Linked DNA regions of Homo sapiens: region 1 is linked to region 2. Evidence: read pairs that join two places in POLR2A ChIA-PET (ENCODE). Cell type or tissue: HepG2. All regions are shown on one strand. Links, peaks and the distances in the headings refer to the core of each region. The heading gives the core; the rest is flanking DNA.

Evidence for each region. Peaks named below come from ENCODE experiments on the same cell type or tissue, not always from the same donor. Only the 100,000 strongest peaks of a DNase experiment are listed, where the experiment ranks them.
Region 1: POLR2A ChIA-PET joins it to region 2 with 6 read pairs; 1 of 35 experiments calls an interaction of 5 or more read pairs at or near these places.

Annotation. Positions count from the first base shown.
Region 1 is chr20:49,582,174-49,587,547 of GRCh38, reverse strand. No RefSeq gene overlaps it. Among named protein-coding and RNA genes, the nearest start is that of PTGIS, 17 kb to the right of the region's middle. In HepG2, for the core only: a CTCF peak has its summit at 3,377; DNase peaks (open chromatin) are centred at 3,317 and 3,787.
Region 2 is chr20:49,772,550-49,777,923 of GRCh38, reverse strand. LOC105372652 (a long non-coding RNA gene) reads left to right here and starts at 2,553. Exons shown (of 3, transcript XR_936825.3): 1 at 2,553-2,696. RefSeq lists a silencer at 2,437-2,585. In HepG2, for the core only: a CTCF peak has its summit at 2,562; DNase peaks (open chromatin) are centred at 1,433 and 2,483; H3K4me3 peaks cover 956 bases.

The DNA of each region.
Region 1 (5,374 bases), core at 218-5,217, 190 kb after region 2:
ACACACGCAACATCAACGATGTCATGTACAATCCAAGTGATGGCTAACAGGCACGTATTTCTTTAATGAGCACCATTTCCGATGAAAAACATACTTCAGGCTCCGTGCAATTCTTCCACCAAGATTTGCAAGCTCTGGGGTCATCGTAACCTAGAGGTTAGACGTGATGCTTTGGACACATGAACAACAGTCTTGGCAGTAAAACCGTTTGACAGCATGATGCCCTTATGAGTTCCATCATCTGGAGCAGAACCCATCAGATGGAGCAGAGCCTGTCATTTTTGGTAGGGAGCGGAGCCTGCTGCAGCTTAACCTGGCAGGACCTTGACTTTGATTACTGAGCTCATTCAGGAGCTGCCTTCACCATAAATCCATCTTCTCTATCGGCACAAAGTCAGGCCTTTTATAGCAACCATCTGTATAAACAAAGTATTCTTGTGTCTAAAAAAATGACTTCTTCTCTGGATAAGATTTTTTTTTTTTGAAACAGAGTTTTGCTCTTGTTGCCCAGGCTGGAGTGCAGTGGTGCAATCTTGACTCACTGCAGCCTCTGCCTCCCAGGTTCAAGCGATTCTCCTGTCTCAGCCTCCTGAGTAGCCGGGACTACAGGTGTGCGCCACTACATCCGCCTAGTTTTGTATTTTTAGTAGAGAGAAGTTTTCACCATGTTGTCCAGGCTGGTCTCAAACTCCTGATCCGCCCTCCTCAGGCTCCCAAAGTGCTGGGATTACAGGCATGAGCCACTGCGCCCAGCCTTTTTTTTTTTTTAAACAGAGTCTCGCTCTGTCACCCAGGCTGGAGTACAGTGGCTCAATCTCGGCTCACTGCAGCCTCCACCTCCCGGGTTCAAGCAATTCTCCTGCCTCAGCCTCCTGAGTAGCTGGGATTACAGATACCCGCCACCACACCCGGCTAATTTTTATATTTTTAGTAGTGATGGGGTTTCACTATGTCGGCCAGGCTGGTCTCGAACACCTGACCTCTGGCAATCTGCCCGCCTTGGCCTCCCAAAGTGCTGGGATTATAGGTGTGAGCTACCACACCTGTCCTCTGGGTAAGATTTTTTGACTTAATTTTCCCTTCACCTCCAACTCCCTTGCTTAAAAATATCAAGACTGAGCCGGGCATGGTGGTTCATGCCTGTAATCCCAGCACTTTGGGAGACCGAGGTGGGCAGATCATTCGAGGTCAGGAGTTAAAGACCAGCCTGGCCAACATGATGAAATCTTGTCTCTACTAAAAATACAAAAATTAGCCAGGCATGGTGGTGGGTGGCTGTAATCCCAGCTACTGAGGAGACCGAGGCACAAGAATTGCTTGAACCCAGGAGGCGGAGGTTGCAGTGAGCTGAGATCGCGCCACTGCACTCCATCTTAGGCAACAGAGTGAGACTCTGTCTCAAAAAAGAAAAAAAAAAAAAGACTGGACCAAAAAAAAAATTGTAATTTTATTCCCCATGTCTCTTAAGAAAACAAAAACATATTTTGAATTCTACGCCTCCCTGAGTGAGATGGCTGTGGTGGCAGTGGAGCTCACTCTGGAAGGCTTTAGATGCCAGGATGAATGTTTATTCCTGGCCTCTGACTACTTTCTCCTGACCTCTGACCTCTGGCCTGTCCCCTTCCTCTTTCTCTGGATTCTGTCTCCCCAAATTTCTTGGACCCACCTCCAAAGCCCCACTCCCCATGCAGGAAGGAAAAGAGCATTCACAGGATAAATATTTAGCCCAAAGGTCTTGGAGAGTGTTTTTGGGAGGCTCCCGGCAGTGGGGCTCCAGGCATAGATGACCTCACCCAGCTTCTCCTAACAGTGCCACCTTGGTCCTTCTTGCCTGCCCTCCACGTCCCATCTCCCTCAGTCCCTCTGTCCAGGGCAAATGGTGGTAGCCTCTGGAGGGGGATTTGGCTCTCTCATAATCCCCATCATCGCTTCTACAACCACCCCCAACAAACGCTCACGCAGCCCATCTGCTTAGCAGGTGTTTCCAGCTGCCCCTTCGGAAAAGACCACTGTCCCCAAGACCCCCATATAGACCATCTGGGCCTGCCACTGCATAGATGTGGCCTCCTTCACGGCAAAGGTTAACATCCGGGGCTCCGAGTCAGACCTGAGTTCAAATCCGGCCACTTCTTAGCTGGGAGACTGTGGGCAAAGGGCTTTGGCTCTCTGAGCCTTCAATTCCCTCCTTGTAAAAGGAGAATAAAGCACTGGTTCTTAACTAGGGGTGATTTTGCCTCCCGGGAAACCTCTGGTAATGTCTGGAGACAGTTTTGGTTGTCATAACTGGAAGGTGGGAGTGTTAATGGCATCTAGTGGGTAGAGTCCAGGGGTGTTGTTAAATATTTGACAGTGCACAGCACAGCCCCTTAATTAAGGAATTATCCAGTACAAGTGTCACTAGTGTCGGGGTTAACAACCCCTGATGAAGTGCTACCCACACTGTCAGGTGGTTGTGAGGATGAAGATCAGGAAGCAGCTAACACGGGGCCTGGCCCACGCTAAGCACCCAGTCCGTGACTGCGAATATGGGTTTTATGATCAACCTCTTTTGGTTTTTTTGCTCATCCTCTTCTCTCCTGCCCTAGACCAACTCCAGAGAGCTTCTTTCGCAATCGAGCATACAAGATCGGCACCACCTGGCACGGTGCAAAGGAGCCACCCCACCCGTCACCATGTCCACACCCTAGCCACAGACCTCTCCCCGGAGTCCCACTGCTGCCTCCTCACTGGCTTCCCTGCCTCCTTGCCTGCCCTCCTCCATTGCTTTCTCCCCACTGCTGCCCAAGGGAATCTCTAAAAACCAGTGTTTTTGAGCACTAGGAGGGCTCTGGATCTATGTAGAGCACTTTACCTACATTATCTTATTGAATCCTTAGAACAAACCTTTGAGGCAAATGCTAAGATTGTTTCATTACGGAGGAGAGAAAACAGGCTCAGAGAGGTGTCGTAAGTGACCTAAAATCACAGAGCAAGTAAGTGGCAGAGCTGGGATTTGAAACCAGGTTTGTCTGAGATTAGACCTTATAAGTGGGATGTTAGCTGCATCTCCTACTCACTAAAACAGTGGGTGTGCTTCAGAATCCCCTCAGAGGGGGCCTGCTACAATGGGGAGCCACATCTAGGGTGGACCCCAGGAACCCACATTTTGACAACCTCCCCCAGCTCCTGTCGTAGGCGATTCTGATGCTGGTGGTCTATAAGCACTTGGAAAAAGCCTCTCAGATCCTGCTGCTCTTCTTCCTAAAACCATCGATGGTTCCCTTTTATTCTCTGAATTGAGTCCAAAGTCCTGGACACGTGGCCTTTTCTCCCATTCACTCTAGTGTTTGAGCTTGCATCTGGTCTTTCACCCCTGAGCATTTGCTCAGGCACGCTCCCTGCCTGTGACACGCTGCCAGCCTTCCTTCTCCCTGGGCCTGGTGGGTTCCCACAGGTGCTGGGCTGGGAGTTAGGACTTGCGGGTTTTAGCTTCATGGGATAGCAGTCTCCCAGCGTAACCCTGGACGACACATCCTTCACTCCCTTTGGGCCTTAGTTTCTCCACTGGAGCCACAGAGATTTGACTGGATGCTGGCTGTGTAAACAGAGACGGCAAAGGCAGGCTCTTGCTGCCAAGCCAGGCATCTGGGCCTCCCCATCTGTTTGCAGGTCAGCAGCCTGTGTTCCTGGCAGGTGCTAAACACTCACTCATGCTGCTGAGAAGATCCAGGGAGGTCTGGCTCCAGCACCGTGACTGCAGTTGCTTGGGCCAAATCAATGTTTCCACATCTTATCTCTAACTGGCTCAGTCACAATATTTAGACACTTGGCCTCAAGTTGAGAAATTTGGTGACTCAGGGAGATAGCAGCTGTGGCCGGCTCCTGACCCCTGAACCCTCTACCCCTGATGGGGACACACCCTCCCAGAAAGAGGAATGGACTTTCCCTACAAGAAGCTCTTCGTGAAGGGAGAAGGAAACTGAGGACCAGAGAGGAGAAACAACTTGCTTGAAGCCACACAGCTACATAGTGGCATGTGTGCATTTAATATTTACTGAGCACCTACTATGTGCAAGTCTCCATGGTGGGTGCTATGAAGACAGGCGCGAGCAAACAGGACAGAGAAGGGATTTGTTCTTGTGCGAATTTCAGTCACAGTCAAATCTTATTATTATTATTTTTTTAGAGACAGAGTCTCTCTCTGCCCCCCAGGCTGGAATGCAGTGGTGCAAACTCAGCTCACTGCAGCCTCAACCTCCAGGGTTCAAGAGATTCTTGTGCCTCAGCCCCCTCAAGTAGCTGGGACTACAGGCACATGCCACCACGCCTGGCTAGGTTTTTTGTTTTTGTTTTTGTTTTTGTAGAGACTGGGTTTTGTCATGTTGCCCAGGCTGGTCTCAAATTCCTGGGCTCAAGCGATCTTCCCGCCTCTGCCTCCCAAAGTGCTAGAATTACAGGTGTGAGCCACCGCGCCCGACCGACCCTTGATATTATTGAAGGTTAACATTTACAAAGCTTTTATCATGTGCTGGTCACCATTCTAAGTACTTATTAAATCTTCATAATTACCCAGTGAGGTGGCTGCTGTCATTTTACAGATAAGGAAACTGAGGCACAGTGAGGTTGACACTCACTTGGAGCCACATGCTAGTACAGTGGGCTGAATGGTGGACCTCTAAGAAATCAGGTTCTCCTAATCCCAGGAGCCTGTGAATGTTACCTTATATGGTAAAGTCTTTGCAAATATGATCAAATTAAGGATTTTGTGATGAGGATATTATCTGGGATTATCTTGCTGGGCTCTAAATGTTATCACATGTATTAAAAGCATGCATGTCATATGCTTCGTAAGAGGAAGACCAAGGGAGGGTGGACAGACACACAGAAAAGAAGACAACGTGAAGACCAAGGCAGAGATGGCAGTGATGTGGCTACAAGCAAAGGAATGCTGGCAGCCACCAGCAGCTGGAAGAGGTATGGAGTGATTTGTCCCCCAGAGCCTCTGTGGGAGCATGGCCCTGCTGACACCTTGACTTCAGCTGAGTGAAACTGATGCTCACCCTCTGGCCTCCAGAACTGTGTGAGAATAAACTTCTGTTGTTTTGAGCCATCGAGTTTGTGGCAATTTGTTATAACAGCCACAGGAAACTAAGCCTAATAGCTAGGGAATGGCCATGCCAGGATTCAAACCCTAGCAGCCTTCCAATTTCTAGCTTTACAGATGTGCCTTAACTCTTTTTTTTTTTTTTTTTTTGTCATCTGTCAATCCTAGTCCTGCAAGAAGGTAGATAAGATTGCTTAAAAAACAAACTCTGATAGGTCAGCTGGCTGTTGCGCTGTTAGTCTTTGCTGGGGGACCAGGCACTTCTTAAGATGGTTTCTCCTCCTGCAGCTG
Region 2 (5,374 bases), core at 102-5,101:
GGCCTCTGTTTTCCCATATCGTAAATGGGGATGCTCTATTGTAAAGATTAAACAAAGACCATGACTGGGCACAGTGGCTCACGCCTGTACTCCTAGCATTTTGGGAGGCCGAGGTGAGAGGATCTCTTGAGCCCAGGAGTTAGAGACCAGCTTAGACAACATAGCAGGACCTCATTTCTACAAATAATTTTTAAAAATTAGCCAGGCGGCCGGATGCAGTGGCTCACACCTGTAATCCCAGCACTTTGGGAGGCCAAAGTGTGTGGATCACCTGAAGTCAGGAGTTTGACACCAGCCTGGTCAACATGGCGAAACCCCGTCTCTCCTAAAAATACCTAAAAATACAAAAATTAGTCGGGTGTGGTGGCACATGCCTGTAATCCCAGCTACTTGGGAGGCTGAGGCAAGACAATCACTTGAACCCAGCAGACGATCTCATGCAGTGAGCTGAGATTGCACCACTGCACTGCAGCCTGGGCAACTTAGTAAGACTCCGTCTTGGAAGAAAAAATACAGAAATTAGCTAGGTGTGGTGGTGCATACCTGTAGTCCTAGCTAATCGGGAGGCTAAGGTGGGAGGATCACCTGATCCCAGGGAGGTCAAGGCTGCAGTGAACTGTGTTCCAGCCTCTGCACTCCAGTCGGGGTGGCTGCTTGAGACCCTGTTTCAAAAAAAGTGATCAGGTATATGAGATTTGAGGTGAGTGTCTTACATTCTAGGCTTCAGTTCTCTTCTGTGAAGTGGGGATAGCAAAAGCATTTTCCTCGTAAGTTTCCTCTGAGCATGAAATGAGACCCAGCTGCTAGAGACAGGACAATCTCAGATAAATGGCGACTTTAGACCTAGTCATAAAGTGCCTCCAGTTGAACAAAACTTGCCTGCCTATCTGTGGGCGATGCACCCAGTGCTATAATATTTATTAATGCTCCCTTGATTTTCAATGTAAGATTTTTTTCGCCTTGTAAGACCCTGGAAGCGGCCGAGTGTGGCGGCTCACGTCTATAGTCCCAGCACTTTGGGAGGCTGAGGAGGGCAGATCAAAAGGTCAGGAGTTTGAGACTAGCCTGGCCAACATGGCAAAACCCCATCTCTACTAAAACTACAAAAATTAGCTGGGTGTAGGTGGCAGGCACCTGTAATCCCAGCTACTCAGGAGGCTGAGGCAGCAGAATCGCTTGAACTCGGGAGGCGGAGGCAGTGAGCCGAGATCGCGCCACTGCACTCCAGCCTGGGTGACAAGAGCAAGACCTCATCTCAAAAAAGAAAAAAAAAAAAACAAAAAAAAAACTCTGGAAGATTTGCGGTCCAATTCACGAGGATCAGCTGATATTCTGGAACCATGCTGTGGATTGGGGGGGATGACATGATCTGCTGATGAATGACACATTGGCTGAGAAACAGAAACTGCCCAGCTTAAAGTGAGAGAGTGTGAAAACCTCATGACTGAGTCATGGTCCTAGGAGTGGGATGAGGGTGGGGAGGTGGGCGGGAAGAGTGGAATGGGGGTGGTTAATTAGCCATTCCTTTAAGTGGGCTCTCTGCCTTTCTGTCTTTTTCTCTGAGCTCATCACTTCCTCTCCCACTTCCTACAGTATGGTCTCAAACACTTGCATTTTCGGAAAAAAGCATGATCTCCTGACCTTTGTACATGCTGTTCCCTTTGCCCAGAGCACCATTTCTGGTAATTTCCTCCCTGTCACCTGGCAACGTTCATCCTTGAGTTTTCAGCTTAGAGGTCAACTTCTCCAGGTAGCTGTCCGAATTGGGGATCTTCTGTCTTGCCAGTGGGGCATGTATGTCCTCTGGATCAGAAAGCAGCATCTCTCTCTCTCTCTCTCTCTCTTTTTAATTTTTGAGACAGGCTGTGGCTGAGGCTGGAGTGCAGTGGCGTGATCTCGGCTCACTGCAACCTCTACCTCCTGGGTTCAAGCGATTCTCCTGCCTCAGCCTCCTGAGTAGCTGGGATTACAAGTGTGTGCCACCACGCCTGGCCTGTTATTTTAAAATAATTAAATCTGTCTCCATCCTGGGATTGCTAAATAAATAAATTAATTAATTAATTAAAAGCAAAGCTTAAAAAAATGAAAGCAGCACATACTTGTGTAATAATGAATGTAAACAACTCAAAAATGTGTAGGTTAGAAGTGAGAGTTATTTTGCCCCTCCTAATAAATATTAGCTGAATCCATGAATAAATGTCATGTCTATAAATAGATGATGAATGAATGATTGAATAAGAAAACAGTTCTGTCCAGAGAGACCTCGGTTCAAGGTGACCCCCCGCAACCTCCCACTCACAAGCAGGCCAGCTGGTTTCTCTGAAAGTCTCGGCCCTGGGCCAGTGTTTTATTTCTTTCTGGGATGGGCCCCTATCTAGGAGTTTTTTTTCCCTTGGAACCTTGGAGAATGACTCATGAGGACTTTCAATGGGCAGCAAGTGCCCTGGTGACATAGGGTCACATCCTGTTACTCAAGAAGGCAGGTCCTGGGTAGATCCCAGGGAGGTGAGTTGGTGGGGGATAAAGAGCTCCTGTGTGGCCAGCAGCTGGCTGCAGTTCCCCAGGAAACAGCTTCCGGCAGACACTCAATCTCCAGTTGTAACAGGTGGTGTGGAGTCCGCTGTCCCAGGGAGTGGGCTCAAGGCCTAGTCCTGCCAATGAACTTGCTGTAGAAACTTTTCTGTCTATCAAATGAGGTGAGGTCCATGGAAAACCTAAAGGTTGCCTGTTGAATACTCATCCTGTTCCTTCTTTTTTACTTACAGAACCCCAACTGGGGGTGGGGGACATTGGACAACAATGTGTCTAAGGGGAGGCTGGGCCTCTCTCTGGCCCCAGTGTTTGTGTGTCCAAATGCATGCACAAGTGTGTGTGTGTGTGTGTGTGTAGCTGCAAGCACACAGGAAAATGTATACATCTTGTTTATCTTGTTTATCCACGAATCCCAGCTCCAAGACATCTTCCTGGAGGGATGGCCAAGGCACATGATGACAGTCTACATTCTTCTCATTTTGTTTTTTCTAGTTTGTTTCATTTTTTCCTTTTCTTGTTTTCTTTTGTTTGCTTTTGTGTGTGTGTATGTTTCTGTTTCTTACTTTTTGTTATTTTAAATTTTATTTATTTTTCTTCTCACTTTTTTATTTTGGAGACAGAGTCTCGCCCTGTCACCCAAGCTGGAGTGCAGTGGTCCAATGTCGGCTCATTGTAACTTCTGCCTCCCAGGTTCAAGTGATTCTCCTGCCTCAGCCCCCCGAGTAGCTGGGATTAACAGGCATGTGCCACCGCGCCCAGCTAATTTTTGTATTTTTAGTAGAGACGGGGTTTTACCATGTTTGCCAGGCTGGTCTCAAACTCCTGACCTCGGGCAATCGCCTGCCTCAGCTTCCTAAAGTGCTAGGATTACAGGCCTAAGCCACCGTGCCCAGCCTCATTTTTTTTTTTCTTTTTTTTGAGATGGTCTCCCTCTGTCACCTAGGTTGGAATGCACTGGTGCAATAATTGCTCACTGCAGCCATGACCTCCCATGCTCAAGCAATCCTCCCACCTCAGCCTCCCACGTAGCTGGGACTACAGGTGAGTGCCACCATACCCGACTAATTTTTGTATTTTTTGTAGAGATGGAGTTTTGCCATGTTGCCCAGGCTGGTCTCCAACTCCTGGGCTCAAGTGATCCTCCGACCTCGGCCTCCCAAACTGCTGGGATTACAGTCTTGAGCCACTGCACCCGGCCTATTCTCACTTTCTGAATGGCTTTGGGCAAGTCACAATCTCTGTGTGCTTCAGTTTCTTCTCTGAAGTGGGAATGGCAAGCTGGACACCCTGAGCGTGTGTCTGTAGTCCCAGCTTCTGGGGCTGAGGCCAGGGGTTCAAGGCTATAGTGTGCCATGATCACTCCTACGAATAGCCAGTGCACCCCAACTCGAAAAAAATTTAAAAGACCAGGCATAGTGGCTCACACCTATAATCCCAGTACTTTGGGAGGCCAAGGTGAGAGGATCACTTGAGCCCAGGAGTTGGAGACCAACCTGGGCAACATAATGAGACTCTGTCTCATTTATAACGACAACAACAACAAAAGGTAAAAAATAAACAGTGGGGGCTCATGTGAGAAAAGCTATAAAAACAGAGAATATTGGCTGTTAAATATTGATGTTTGCAGGTTGTCAGGAAAGGAATCTTGTAGAGAATATAGAACTCCTGGCCCCTTTCCTAAAGGTTCTGATGCAGTGGGTCTGGCATGGGGCCAGGCCTCTGTTAGCAAGGGCCCCAGTGACGTTTATCAGTTAGCGAATTTGAAAATCACTGTCTTAGGCCGGGCGCGGTGGCTCATGTCTGTAATCTCAGCACTTTGAGAGGCCGAGGCAGGTGCATCACCTGAGGTCAGGAGTTCCAGATCAGCCTGGTCAACACAGTGATACCCCGTCTCTACTAAAAATACAAAAAATTAGCTGGGTGTGGTGGCAGGCACCTATAATACCAGCTACTCGGGAGGCTGAGGCAGGAGAATTGCTTGAACCCGGGAGGCCGAGGTTGCAGTGAGCCAAGATCATGCCACTGCACTCCAGCCTAGGCAACAAGAGTGAAACTCCATCTCAAAAAAAAAAAAAAAAAAAAAAAAGGAAAAGAAAATCACTGGCTTGGGAGAAATTCCAATTCCTGACTTTGCCCCTTATACCTGAACAAGTCATCACACTTCCATAATCCTGATTTCCTCATCTCTAAAATAATAATAATATGGCTGGACACAGTGGCTCACACCTGTAATCCTAACACTTTGGAAGGCCGAGGCAGGTGGATCACTTGAGGTCAGAATTTCGAGACCAGCCTGGGCAACATGGTGAAACCCTGTCTCTACTAAAAATACAAAATAATTAGCCGGGCGTGGTGGCAGACATCTGTAATTCCAGCTACTCGGGAGGATGAGGCAGGAGAATCGCTTGAATCCGGCAGGCAGAAGTTGCAGTGAGCCAAGATAGTGCCACTGCACTCCAGCCTGGGTACCAGAGCAAGACTGTCTCAAAAAATAAAAAAATAAATAATAATAATAATAATAAAAATATTACTAACCTCAGTGGTTCCTAGTAGGAGTTGACGACGGTTCTCAACCGAGGGTGATTTTTTTTTCCCCAGAGGATATTTGACAATGTCTGGAGAAAGTTTTGGTTACAACCAGGTGTGGTGTTGCCCCTGGCATCTGTGAATGGAGGCCAGGGATGTTGCTAACCATCAGACAACACACAGGACAGCCCCCGAAGCAAAGAATGAGCCAGCCCAAAATGTCAGTAGCGCCAAGGTTGGGAAACTCTGGGTTAAACTTATTAATGCACCATGTGCTCTCAGGAGGGTAGAGGCCAAGAAGCATTTTCTGTTGACT